Regions from separate parts of the Homo sapiens genome. Here regions 2, 3 and 4 are each linked to region 1. The links are chromatin contacts, found by Hi-C or POLR2A ChIA-PET in ENCODE. All regions are on one chromosome and are shown on one strand. Each heading gives the region's core, a stretch centred on a gene start or an enhancer-like site at or near the end of the contact. The rest is flanking DNA. Distances are from core to core; before and after follow the strand shown. Region 1 holds the start of GIHCG (GIHCG inhibitor of miR-200b/200a/429 expression). Region 2 holds the start of SLC16A7 (solute carrier family 16 member 7). Region 3 holds the start of PTGES3 (prostaglandin E synthase 3). Region 4 holds the start of PRIM1 (DNA primase subunit 1).

What was found. A loop is a pair of places that touch in the nucleus more often than their neighbours do. ChIA-PET counts read pairs that join two places held with the same protein, here RNA polymerase II (POLR2A). Pooled maps may share reads with other maps.
Region 2: a loop to region 1 is called in a pooled map, with 9 times the contacts of the local background. The contact joins the promoter of SLC16A7 here to the promoter of GIHCG in region 1. A Hi-C loop is called at or near these places in 1 of 168 maps with a recorded cell type or tissue (CD4-positive, alpha-beta memory T cell), 7 of 37 single-sample maps with no recorded cell type and 18 of 50 pooled maps. POLR2A ChIA-PET finds 5 or more read pairs at or near these places in 2 of 52 experiments (GM12878 and OCI-LY7).
Region 3: a pooled map shows a loop between it and region 1 (9-fold over the local background). The contact joins the promoter of PTGES3 here to the promoter of GIHCG in region 1. A Hi-C loop is called at or near these places in 8 of 50 pooled maps. POLR2A ChIA-PET finds 5 or more read pairs at or near these places in 3 of 52 experiments (OCI-LY7, activated B cell and activated naive CD8-positive, alpha-beta T cell).
Region 4: a loop to region 1 is called in a pooled map, with 5 times the contacts of the local background. The contact joins the promoter of PRIM1 here to the promoter of GIHCG in region 1. A Hi-C loop is called at or near these places in 1 of 37 single-sample maps with no recorded cell type and 9 of 50 pooled maps. POLR2A ChIA-PET finds 5 or more read pairs at or near these places in 1 of 52 experiments (GM10248).

The regions. Positions count from the first base shown.
Region 1 is chr12:57,934,672-57,937,759 of GRCh38, forward strand. GIHCG (GIHCG inhibitor of miR-200b/200a/429 expression) reads right to left here and starts at 1,493. Exons shown (of 3, transcript NR_038269.1): 1 at 1,168-1,493; 2 at 799-882. RefSeq lists enhancers at 918-1,418, 1,419-1,919.
Region 2 is chr12:59,594,622-59,597,709 of GRCh38, forward strand. It overlaps SLC16A7 (solute carrier family 16 member 7), which reads left to right and starts at 1,408. Exons shown (of 6, transcript NM_001270623.2): 1 at 1,408-1,615. RefSeq lists a silencer at 1,337-1,406 and enhancers at 1,877-2,016, 2,067-2,216.
Region 3 is chr12:56,686,630-56,689,717 of GRCh38, forward strand. PTGES3 (prostaglandin E synthase 3) reads right to left here and starts at 1,655. Exons shown (of 8, transcript NM_006601.7): 1 at 1,369-1,655. The coding sequence starts at 1,370. RefSeq lists enhancers at 762-811, 922-1,041, 1,540-2,065, 2,542-2,591 and a silencer at 1,702-1,891.
Region 4 is chr12:56,750,772-56,753,859 of GRCh38, forward strand. PRIM1 (DNA primase subunit 1) reads right to left here and starts at 1,552. Exons shown (of 13, transcript NM_000946.3): 1 at 1,425-1,552; 2 at 267-424. The coding sequence starts at 1,527. RefSeq lists a silencer at 1,194-1,488.

The DNA.
Region 1 (3,088 bases), core at 243-2,742:
AGAGGTTGAAAATTAGTGACCCACAAATTGTATCTAGCTAGTAGAGGTGTTTTGTTTTGTATAATATTATCAAAAATATGATTTTCCTGTTTCTCCTGAAAAATCAGGCAACACTGAGTCCTTATTTTTGCAAGAATTGGCTGGAGTTTTAGATGGGACAGCTCAATCAACTCTAACATTCCAATCTCTATCACTCCTTGCTTTTGTCACATTCAGTCCATTTCCTCACTTATGAAACTTTCTTAGTCCCTAATTTAGGCATCTGAGTTTGCCGTCTCTGGCCTATATGATCATAGACTGTCAGTAGTGGAAGAGATATTAAAAGATCAACTCGTCTAACAGTCTCCTGCTTCCTCTCCCCACTCTTTAAGAGACGGAGAAATGAGGTCTAAAGAGCTTACATTACCCAATCAATTTCATACAGCTAATGTGTAACAGGATTCTATAATATGCCATTAGGCCTCCTCCCTCATACGGATCATGTTAAACTTATATTTTCCCTTTGGTTTAATTGCTAGGAACCTCAGAGCCCAATTTGTGGCACCCCTCTAGTAAATACACGGACCTTTTGGTATGAAGTTTTGGGGTATTAATATACCCCTGGCTTTATTTTGTTTTCCAATTACCTTTACCTCAGTTTCTCTTCATCATTTTCTCCTATTATAGTGTGTATTTTTTTTCCCCAAGCATACTCAATCTTTTGTGAAAGAGGTACATCCGTACAGGCGTAAACTGTCGGGCTGTATTGTCTGGCTCCCAATTTCTTTCTTTCACTGTCATTCTGCTTTGGCTACTCACATTCTCTGTTTTCCTTGACAGCCAAACTTCTTGAAAGAATTGTCTTCACATGCTGTGTCCACTTCATCCTGTCTTTTCAATTCACTGTAAACAGATTTAAAGCCTTCAATGCCTTCTTTGTTGCTATGATATTAATACCAAAATTATATTGTATTCATCCATATATGAAGGACACAAAATGGTTTTCCCTAAATTATCTCAACTATGAAAAAATATGCAGAGAAAAAAATTAATAGGTAATGCATGAAAATGTTACTTCTGGGTAGCTGGATGACTGGTGAGATTTATTTTCTTTTAAAAATTTTCCACAGTTTTAAAAACAAGCGCATTAGAACACATCCCGATGTAAATTAGAAATTCTCAACTTACATTTTCTAAAAGGAGGCAGAAAACTAGAGAAGCGACAGTGAGGAGCCACTGGGCCACACTTCATTTCACCTTAAGACTGACTCAGAGAAAAACAAGAGGGTACGACTCAGATCCCCGGGGCCAGCAGCAGGGCCGCGGGGCACGACTGGATAACCGCTTGTGAAGAAAATTTTAAGAGAGCCCTCACGACCCTTTAGCGCATCCTAAAAGACCTCTGAATATCTCTGCCTCTCCCGCTAACGGCTCCAAACCGCAGATAACGGTCAATCGCCTCCGGTTGTCCTGGTAACAGCCAGCAACCACAACCCTGCCTGCGTAACTCCTCCCAGAACACCGTGCGTCTTATCGCTTCACTTCCGGGTTCGGAGGGCCGACTTCTTCCGGAAGTATCTGCCTGCCAGTCACCTGGCGTTTTCTGGCTGTGTGGCTTTACTAGACAGAATGTGGCGTATTGTTGGGCAGGGCCCTGAGGACCCTTTTGTTGTTTCCCCCCCGTTTAACAGGACTGGAAAGCTAAGCAAAGGCTTTACTCTCACGGAATTGGATGAATTGGACGTTAGTTTTTAAAAAGCCGAAGGGTACATGTTAGCTTTATTTAACCATTCCACAATGTATATATATTTCAAAACATGTTTTATACTATAAATATAATTTTTATTTGTCAACTAAAAAACAGCATTAAGTGTTAAAAGCTGTTAAGTCAGAATATAGAGATGAATCTTTGAAATTAGAATGCTTTATTTGGGAAGAAAATAGTAATTTGGGGCATATATGTAGACTGGGGTGGTCTTCGGGATGTCTGAAGAGTGAAGAGGTTAGAGACTTTATAAGAAGGAGAAATGTTACGTATTGGTCTCCAAGAGAGTTTATTGGCACTATTAATGTTTTGGTGGGGTTGGCAAACTGATTGCTGAGTGACGGTGGTGGGTAAAATTAGTCTTAGAATTGTAGCAGACTGTCTTAGTAGCCTTTAGATTAAATTGGTTTTAAGTGTTAGCAGGCAGTTTCAGCAGCCAGGCCTGTAGAGAATTATATTTTTCAAGTGATATTTGTGACCTGAATGTTTTTTCCCTCTGGCCTCTCCACTCTTTAACTGGTATGACAAAAGTGACCCGATTTATATGATCAACTTTCACAGCTGACAGGTGGTAAACTCTTTACAATTATATGTAATTTATTTGTTACTGTGATAGATTTATACAATTTTAAATAATTTAGTTCCCATTAAAAAAGCAATTATTTTTGCTTTAGAAAATGAAGGCCAAAAAAACCCCCAAAACACAAAACCTCCAAATCCTACCCATTTAAGGACAACCAATGTGAATACTTTGTAGGAGTCTTCCAGACCCTTTCTATGAATTATAGTAAGTACAAATTCAAAATGGAATCATACTGTATATGCTAGTTTGGAACTTAAAAAACTTTTTTTTTTTTGAGACAAAGTTACTGTGTTGCCCAGGCTGCAGTGTAGTGGCCCGATCTCGGCTTACTGCAACCTCTCCACCACCTGGGCTCAAGCAATTCTCCTGCCTCAGTCTCCTGAGTAGCTTGGGATTATAGGCGGCGCCACCACACCCAGCTAATTTTTGTATTTTTAGTAGAGATGAGGTTTCACCATGTTGGTCAGGCTGGTCTCGAACTCCTCATCCCAAGTGATCTGCCTTCCTCGGTCTCCCAAAGTGCTGGGATTACAGGCATGAGCCACCCGCGCCCAGCCTGAATTTTTTTTTTTTTTGAGCTGTTGTCTTGCTCTGTCGCCCAGGCTGGAGTGCAGTGGCGCGATCCCAGCTCACTGAGGCAGGAGAATTGCTTGAACCCAGGAGGCAGAGGTTGCAGTGAGCCGGGATGGCGCCACTGCACTCCAGCCTGGGCGACAGAGCAAGACTCTGGCTCAAAAAACAAAAAAACAAAAAAACAAAAC
Region 2 (3,088 bases), core at 158-2,657, 1.7 Mb after region 1:
AACACTCAAGACTATGACCTTGAAATGTGCCTTTATGTTGTTTCTTTTAAATGTTTAACTTTTTTTAATTAAATGAAGTGTTTATAGTCACTGCTAGACATTTCATCATTATCAAAGGCCTATTATGTCTTATACAAATGTCTATTTAAGCATTTTTAGCTTAAAAATATAAAATCCTTTCTGTAATTTTCTGCCTTTTTTTCATTTTCAAATATCATTCTTTCAATAAAATTATCTTCCAGTAATTTTGATGTTATTAATCACGATTATTTTTTCATCTTGTATTATGCCTACCAGCCACTTCATGTATATTATTTCACTTAAATCTTATGAAATCAACACGATTGATATTACTTTTATTTCATAGCTACAGAAATTGAAATTCAAATTTCGTCCATTACAACAGACTAGCTGTGGCAAAGACAATGTGAATTTACCCAAATGACTTAACTCTTTTTATAAATTCGTAAAATGTGAAGAATCATAGAACACACCTTAAAATGATTGTGAAATCAAGGAGGAGAAAGCTAGCTAAACTGGTAGACAAACTGCAATAGGACTTGTCAAGCCAAAACCTACAATTATTCTTTTGGATAGTTTCTTTTTCTCTAAAGTGGCAATTTAACTTAAAGATATTAAAGAAACCCAATCTATGGGGTTACTTAAATGTTCTCTTCCAGCCCTTCCTCTTTCCAGTTTTACCAAGAAGCACATTTTAGACAGGGGAAGAGACCAAACCAATGACAGCAGAATTACCATTATCTCTAGCACTATTCGTTGTCAAATAACTAAATGCTGGTTTGAAGAACTAAGTAATTTGAGAAATTAAAAATGAAAGGAATTATAAATGATTTGAAAAAAAATCCTTCTTATTTTTAATGTTTTTTGGTGCTGTTTTCTATGTCCTTCCTCCTATGGTGTCAATTATATTTTTTTCCGTGAAGTGATTTGGTTGGTGAGTCTAATCTCCAACAGTGCCCTACCTCTTTCTCCCAAAAAGGCCTCAGTTGAAAAATGGCTCAACACTTTCCCTGCAAGCTCACAATGAGGATCTCCTATTCTCCCTGCATTCGGCCAGACTCTTCTTTTTTTGCATGCTTTCCTCTCCCATGCTTGGGTTGCACAGAGCTACCGCACATCTGTCTTCTAGGTCAGGCTACAGAGTACTTCGGATACAGCAAGTTACGACCCATCTGGAAAGACAGATCTACCTGCCTTTTGGCTTTCTTCCTTGGTCAAAACTAAAATCCGAAGTGGAGTGCCCCGAGCGATAGAGAAAGTGCCTATAGCTTTGACAGCCGCTTGGAGCATGCTCAGTCGGTCTCCAGGCACCGGGAGGCGGCTCCCCCCCACCACCCCCCGGGCCGGCCTCCACCGCAGCCTGTCCGGCCCCCACCCCTGGCGCGCGCTCCTCCGCACCCACAAGGGCGTTCAGCAGCCGCGCCTCCCCTTCCCGCCACCGCCTCCTTCTCCGCTGGCTGTGGCGGGCGAGGACACGTCAGGGGCCATAAATAAATAAATAATTCCATTCACCCGTTGACAGCGAGGCGAATCGGCTGCGGTTTGCTGGGAACGGAGGGCTGCAGCGCCCACCCTGCGCCAGAGACCAGATAAAGTAAGTACAGCTGGGGAGGGAGGGGAGAGGAGGAGGAGGAGGAGGAGGTGCCGGCTAAGAGGAGGGCGAGCCTGCGTCTGCGACCCGAGCTGCCCGCGGAGCCGCACGCGTGTGTGCAAATAATGGCCAGCCTGTGACAAACGTGCCAACGCAGAGTTGGCCAGCGAGCCCTTATATAGACAAAAAAATCCCGAAGCGGCCGCGGGAGCAGAGCTCGCGTCAGCCAGTGCGCGCCGACAGCTGCCCGGGAACTGAGGGGGCGCGCGGGGTCCTGGGCAAGGAGCGCCTCGCGTGCTTTCGGCCAGGAGGTGCTCACGCTCTCGGCTTTTACACCGAGACTCAGCGTGGCGCGGTGCACCCCAGTCTCCCTGGCTCACGGGACTCCGAGGGCTGCTTCCAGTGCGGCGTGTCTCTAGTGCGCGCCCCGCCAGCATCCGGCCCCCGAGCCCCCTAGGGTGGCGTGGCTTCATTGCCGCAGAAGGTGGAGGCGGGGGTGGAGTGTGTGGAGAGAACGTCTTCTCTTTGAGCAGATGATCAGGACAGGAAGAGGCTGTGAGGGGAAGACGAAATACCGGGGGATGGGGGGGTTGTCTTTCTTCATTTTTGGTCCCCAGGAAGGATGGCAGGGGTGGAAGCAGATGGAAAACTATATGCGGGCGAGGCCTGAGCCCAGGCAGAAAGGGACCTCTGACTTGGCAAGGGTTCAGGAGGGCCTGAGCCTTCTGGTCTTGCTGGGCCACTGCACCACATTGGGGGCGCCAGGCCCGGTCAGGTGGCGCCACAGGCTGCGAGCCCGCTCACGTGCGAACTGCCTGTTTTCTCAGCGGATGCTGCATCGCGGCGCCCTTCTCCACCCCCTTTTCTCCTCTACTTCCGCGAAAAGGATTGCAGACTGCCTTGGAAAGGGCGGTCGTGCCCAGTGCCACTTTCCCGGTAGGGCTGAGGAGGGACTTCTGTAGTTCCAATTCCAGGGAAATTAAAATTTTACACACACACACACACACACACACACACACACACACACACACACACACGAGACATAGAAGAGGAAACGAGGAGTGGTTTCTCTACAATTGTTTTTTGATTTCCTTTCCTGTATTATTTCGTGTCCTCCTTCCCTCTTGGGTCCCAAAGGAGATGCGGCAGAGGAATAAAATAGCGGACAATGATGAAAGTGATGGGAAAAAGACTGGACCCAGAGGAAAGAGTGACTACTGGATGCCATTTCCTGTCACCCCATGCTTCATGGCTAACCCCAGTCTGAACTCAGAGGGTTGCAAACTTTCCACAGACAGGTTAGCTTGAATGTGTTGTGTTACTGGAACCACAAGCACTAAGTATGCATTTGGTGGAGTGTGGCTGAAAAATGAGAGTTGGGTGGGGACAGCAGAGGGCAAATGAGGGTTGAGCAAAGTGACTAATATTTAGCTCTGGTGAAGCAATCCTAACTCCAGGTTCTACTTCTGACTGAGC
Region 3 (3,088 bases), core at 405-2,904, 1.2 Mb before region 1:
GCCTCTCAGAGTGCTGGGATCACAGTTGTGAGCCACCGCGCCCAGCCTAATTCAAATTTTTTAAAACCCCGATTACGTATCACTTTCGGGGAGGGGGCTCCTTCAAAAATTCTAACATGCTGTGCTCTAGAAGCTTGTTCCCAGTGATAAACTCGCTTCAGCCTCACGCATCCCTTTAGATTTCTAGCCAATATACTCAGCCTCAGTATCATGACTTGAATCAAGCAAATCCTTATTACTTTTCCAAAGACATAAAGTCACTCCCCTCTTCTCTCTTCTGAATGGAGTCTAAAACAAAAGAAAAAAAAGGTTCCACCTTAATTGTTCTCCATACCTTTTAGGACGTAGTTAGTACCTTGAAAAATAACCTCCCGTCAAAAAAAAAAAAAAAAAAAAAAAAACCCTGTAAAACCGGCAGTTCCCACTGTACGCGGCAGTGCCAAGAATTCTTACCGGTTAAAATCGCCAAGGCTTTCCTTTATCATCGTAAAATGAAGACTGCCATAGAATCTGTATTCACCTCCACACAAATTTAAGATCTTTGGGACGACTGTAGGTTAATTAAATGCCTACTACATACCTATTTCATCCTACACTGTAACAAGATAGTGAAACCTCACCTCAAGTAGAACATGAAACACAGAAAATGTCCGTATCTTTCCAAAGTCGACACGTGCGGAACTACCTGCTCAATGGTAACTCCTCCTCGCTGCCAGGGAAGCGGCTGAGTTTTGGCAACCTCCCGTGTTTTCAAGAGACTGGAGTTAGGAGGCGGACTGGAAGTACCCACACTCAAGAAACCCAGACACTGGAGAGGGAAGTATGTTGCGGCGTGGGCATGGCTTCCTTCTAGTTGCCTAGCAGTACCTGCAGCTCACGGCGAGGTCCGCGTGGGGCTCTCCCAGGAGCTCCGCCAGGCACCTGGCGGCACCCACCACAGGTGCACTCGACTCAGGGCCTGGCCCCGGGACCACAAAGCAACAGAACCGGAGCGCCCAAGCAGCCGAGAGGCGACCCACGAAGGTTCACGCTTCAGGGCGCCGCATGGCGAGCAGCTACCGGGAGCTTAAGGCCTAGGGTGAAGTTACCGAAAGAGGCGAGTAACCCAGACAGCCAAAGGGGTAAAAGTAGGATTTCCGGCATGGGGAAGCCAAGGAACGGTTCAGGGGTGGGGGAAGCAGACATCTGGAGGAAAAATGTCCTCCACCCGCCAACGGTAACCGGAACAAGGATCCTGGACCTCCCGCCCCCAGGCAGGAACGACTGCCACCACCGATGCGAGAAAGGCTAGGGGGCCGCTTCCAGGGAGCCCCCAACGCGGCCTCGGCCTCACTCGGCGACCTTCCCTCGGCGGGGTGTCGCACTCACATTGTGAACGGGGCAGGGGGACGGGCGAACTGGTGGGCGGGCCTCTCTGGCGGCGGCTGCTGCTAGGGAGTCGACTTCTCTCCGGTGGCGACTCCGCTTTTTCTCTCCGGTCGCGGCCTCTTCTCGCTTCCCTCAGGCGACGGCGGCAGCGGCGGGCTCGACCTCGGGCCCCAGAATGCACCGCGCGGAAAGAGCGGCTCCTCCGGTCGGGGAGAAGAGGAAAGTGTAGGAAAAGGGGCGCGAGGACGGAGAATGAACGTGCGTGCGTGCAAACGAGGGGTGGTGAGGCCGGGCGGCGGCTGGTGACGCAGCAAAATGCCCGGGCCTTGCCGCCGCGCGTGCGCAGTCCTTGTTTTTGGGCTCCGGCGCGGCTTTCTAGAGATATCTACGGAAAGGGCGGGGCCTCCCAGCTCCTTCGCGATCCTTCCTGGCGCCGGCCCCGCCCTTCGTCCGCCACCCCACCCCCACTCCGCCCCCTGCTAGTCCCTACGCGTTCCCGCCTCTCCTCCCGCTCTGTCTTCTCGCGTTAGAAAACCGTTAGTGGCCCAACTGCCCTGCCATGCGCCTTCGGCGATTTCTCTGAGAAACGGTTGCGTTGACAGTGGGAGGCAAGGCTGAGGCGGAGGGACACGGAGTCGGGATCCTGGAGAACTGAAATGGCGCGTTGGTTACTCTTGAGGGAGTAAATCAGCTCACTGAGTCATCATTCCACCACAAAAACCTGTAAAAAGCCTGTGCTGTGGAAAAGGGCTCACTTCAGAATCAAGGGCCTGGGTCCACCTCGCCATTTTTCTGAAGGTTGGAGGCTCTGTCCAGGGACAGCGGAAATTCGAGGTTCTTGGCGGAGGAGGAGCATTTGCCAATTGGGGCGGGCTTTTGCCCCTACCTTGAGACCTTAGTGCTGTAGATGAGCCAGGAAAGGTATTTGAGGGGAGAGTCTAGGTTTCTGGGAATGGAGAGAGTAGGACATTGTGTGTTTCCACGCACATCGTTTGGGGGAGAAGGGGTTCCCCGTCGCTTTGTGCAACATATTAGTAGGGTGTAGTAGGGGTAGCAACCAAGAGACCCAAAACAGTCCTGCTTAAGAAGAAGCCGCTTAACGGTGGATTGGGGAAAAATACTCTAGTGCGCTGCATTTTGAACAGGAAGGAGGTTTAACGAAAGTGCTATAAAACCTTTCTGAAGAACGGGGCTTCATAATAAGCACTAAGGTATTTAGTGTCTGTGTTGTGCAGGACAGGTAGTGGGAGCTACGAAACCTGGACCCTAGCTCAAATGCCATTAAAAAGGGAAATTGGGCGGGGCGCCCGTGGCTCACGCCTATAATCCCAGTACTTTGGGAAGTTCGGTGGGCGGATCACCTGAGGTCAGGAGTTCAGGACCAGCCCACCCAACATGGTGAAACCCCATCTCTACTAAAAATACTAATTAGCAGGGCGTGGTGGCACTTGCCTGTAATGCCAAATACTAGCTAGTATGAGGCGGGAGGATAGCTCGAACCCCGAACCCGGGAGGCGGAGGTTGCAGTGAGCACTCCAACTTGGGCGACAGAGTGAGACCCTGTGTCAAAAAAAAAAAAAAAAAGGGAAGGGGCCGGGCGCGGTGGCTCACGCCTGTAATCCCAGCACTTCGGGAGGCAGAGGCGGGCAGATCACGAGGTCAGGAGATTGAGCCCATCCTGGCTAACATGGTGAAACCCCGTCTCTACTAAAAATAAAAA
Region 4 (3,088 bases), core at 302-2,801, 1.2 Mb before region 1:
AAATCATGTCGACTTCCTCTTCCTAGTAGCTAGATACTCAATTTTTTTTGTCCTAGTAAAAATGCAACCAATTCACTCCCAAATGATTTCATCAGTAATGCAGAACGTCAAAGAACAAAAAAGGATTAATCACTTGCCAAACAATTAAAAAGTGGCTTTTCATCTAGAATAAACTCTAAAAATTTAATCTCAAAACGCAAGAGGAATCAACCCATTCTTGGTTTACAAAATAAAACAACAAAATATATTAAAAAAAGATTTCTTACTCTGTGAGAATATACTGCGCCTATATCAATCTTGTATGGATTCATTTTCTGCATCTCCTTTTCCAGATCACTCTGGTTGTTGAAGGATTGGTAGCGAATGTAAATATCATCTTTCAATGTGAATGAAAATTCACGGTGTTGAAAGTAATTCTTTATCACTGCAAAATAAATGTACATTTTAAAGTTAATTTGCTACTTTATTTGGCTCAGGGCATTATAATTTTAGCCAATGAGAAGTTTTTTTTTTCGGTGAGGGAATCTTGCTTGCTTCCTGCTCTGTCGCCCAGACTGGAGTGCAGTGGCTCGATAAAGGCTCACTGCAACCTCCGCCTCCCGGGTTCAAGGGATCCTACCACCTCAGCCTCCCGAGGCTGTAGCTGGGACTACAGGCATGCGACCCACCATGCCCAGATAATTTTTGTATTTTTTGTAGAAACGGGGTTTCACCATGTTGGCCAGGCTGGTCTCGAATTCCTGACCTCAGGTAATCCGTCCTCCTCGGCTTTCCAAAGTGCTGGGATTATAGGCGTAAGCCACGGCACTCGGCCCGAGAAGATGTTTTTAATGAGCCCCCTATGCTCAACACCGTGGTAGATGTAAAAGAAAAACAAAACAAAATCCACATGACCTAGTCCCTAATTTGAAAGCAGTTACCATTCCGTATTTGCTAGGGAACGGTACAAAAGATGAAACAGATGCATAAATATTTTAAATATGTAATGCCACCCCTCTCTCCTCGATTCGCACTAATAAATTCAGCTGCAAGGAAGAAAGTATTTCTCTTCCTCTGAGAGAGGCTCTTCCGCTCCTGATGCAAACCATGCCTCAGCAGCTTCACGCTACGCCCCAGTAACCCCCTGGGCACCGCTGCAGGTAAACGGGGCACCTAATGTGAGCCTGACCACGCAGAGGTAGGAGCGGCGGCTCTGTTTTTTTTTTTTTTTTTTTTTTTTTTACAGCGTGGCCGCAGGCTGGCTTATTATATCCTCTCTCGGCCCATTTACACCTATGAAGTGGTGGGGCGGGCTCGAGAGAGCAAATGAAGGCGCGCGGCACAAAGCCTGGTGCACAGAAGGCGCTTCATATTGTCATTCTAAGGACACCCCGCCTCCAACCTCCTCACACTCCGCTCCCGAACCCATTCCTCGCCTCCATCACCTCCACCGTAGTTGAGCCAGCGATAGTACTGAGAGTAGGGAAAGAGCCTCCGGTAATAAAGTTTAAGCAGCTCGGGCAGCTCGGTGGGGTCAAACGTCTCCATTGAGCGCGGAACTCGCCACGGTAAGGATTACCACAGGAATTGGCGGGAACAGCACGGCCGGCGGCCCCGCGACTGCGCAGGCGCTTATGGCCGAGGTCGGCTGTCTGACCCGGCGGCCCGCAGTCCGCCGGGGCCGCCGGGAATTGTAGTTCCCACTTGGTGCGCGCGGGGGCTGCGGGAGACGCAGCAGTTTGCGATCTGCCCACGCGTTCGGGCACTAGGGCCACCGCTCTTGTGGGCAGAAGGCCGCGTCCATTCCAGGAAGAGGATCTTCTCCGGAAATGTGAGACCTATAGCATATTGATTTAGGTTATTAAGATGAAGTAAAAAGGATGCTCCACGTGAACTTTTTGGATGTTTTAGAAATAACACCAGTATCTTTTTTTTTTTTTTTTTGAGACAGAGTCTCGCTCTGTTGCCCAGGCTGGAGTGCAGTGGCGCGATCTCGGCTCACTGCAAGCTCCGCCTCCCGGGTTCACGCCATTCTCCTGCCTCAGCCTCCCTAGTAGCTGGGACTACAGGCGCCAGCCACCACGCCCGGCTAATTTTTTTTTATTTTTTTATTTTTTTATTTTTAGTAGAGACGGGGTTTCATCGTGTTAGCCAGGATGGTCTCGATCTCCCGACCTCGTGATCCGCCCGCCTCAGCCTCCCAAAGTGCTGGGATTACAGGTGTGAGCCACCACGCCTGGCCGACACCAGTATCTTTTAAAAACGTTTGTAGGCAGGTGCGGTGGCTCATGCTTGTAACGTCAGCACTTTGGGAGGCCAAGGCAGGAGGATCGCTTGAGGCCAGGAGTTCGAGACCGGTTGGGGCAACATTGTGAGATCTCTGTCTACACACACGCACCCACACACAACTAGCCAGATGTAGTTGCGTGCGCCTGTAGTCCCAGCTACCCTAGAGGCTGAAGGGTTGGGGGCGGGGAGTGGGGGGAGGGGGCAATCAATCTCTCGAGCTTGGGAGGTCCAGGCTGTTGTGAGCCATGATAGTGCCACTGCACTCCAGTCTGGGCAACAGAGAAAGACCGTGTCTAAAAAAAAAAAAGTTTTGGAAATTAGTTCTTCATGGAATTTCATGAATTACTAGATCCAATATGTGGAAATAAATAACCAAATGAGAAAAGCATAGGCTATTTATTCAGAGCTTACTATAGCAAGGGAGTCAGCCATCATCACTTGCATTTGACAGGACTCAAAGGCAGGCAGAGGAGTAGGAAAGCTTTATAAAAAAGGGAAGCCGTCAAGGTATTCTTTGATTGGAGGCTGTTGGCATGGAGAAGCTGTACCTGGGCTAACTAGTAGTAGGATGCGGTATGTGATTGGTTTAGGGGTGGGTGTTTGGCTTTCTTTGGTTGGACCTATGTTGGAAGCTGTTAAGGAAGCTGTAGGATACTAGTTAAGGCATTTGGGCCCATTGCTACAGGGGTTGTTGTTTGGCCTCCAGGATCATCATTAGAGATAGCAGTTTGACTTTATACAAGTCTGACTTGTAGCAAGCTTGCTTCCTGTGCTGTTTATTATAGATAAGGGGGTTGGTTTCCCCAGCAGGTTGCTGTAG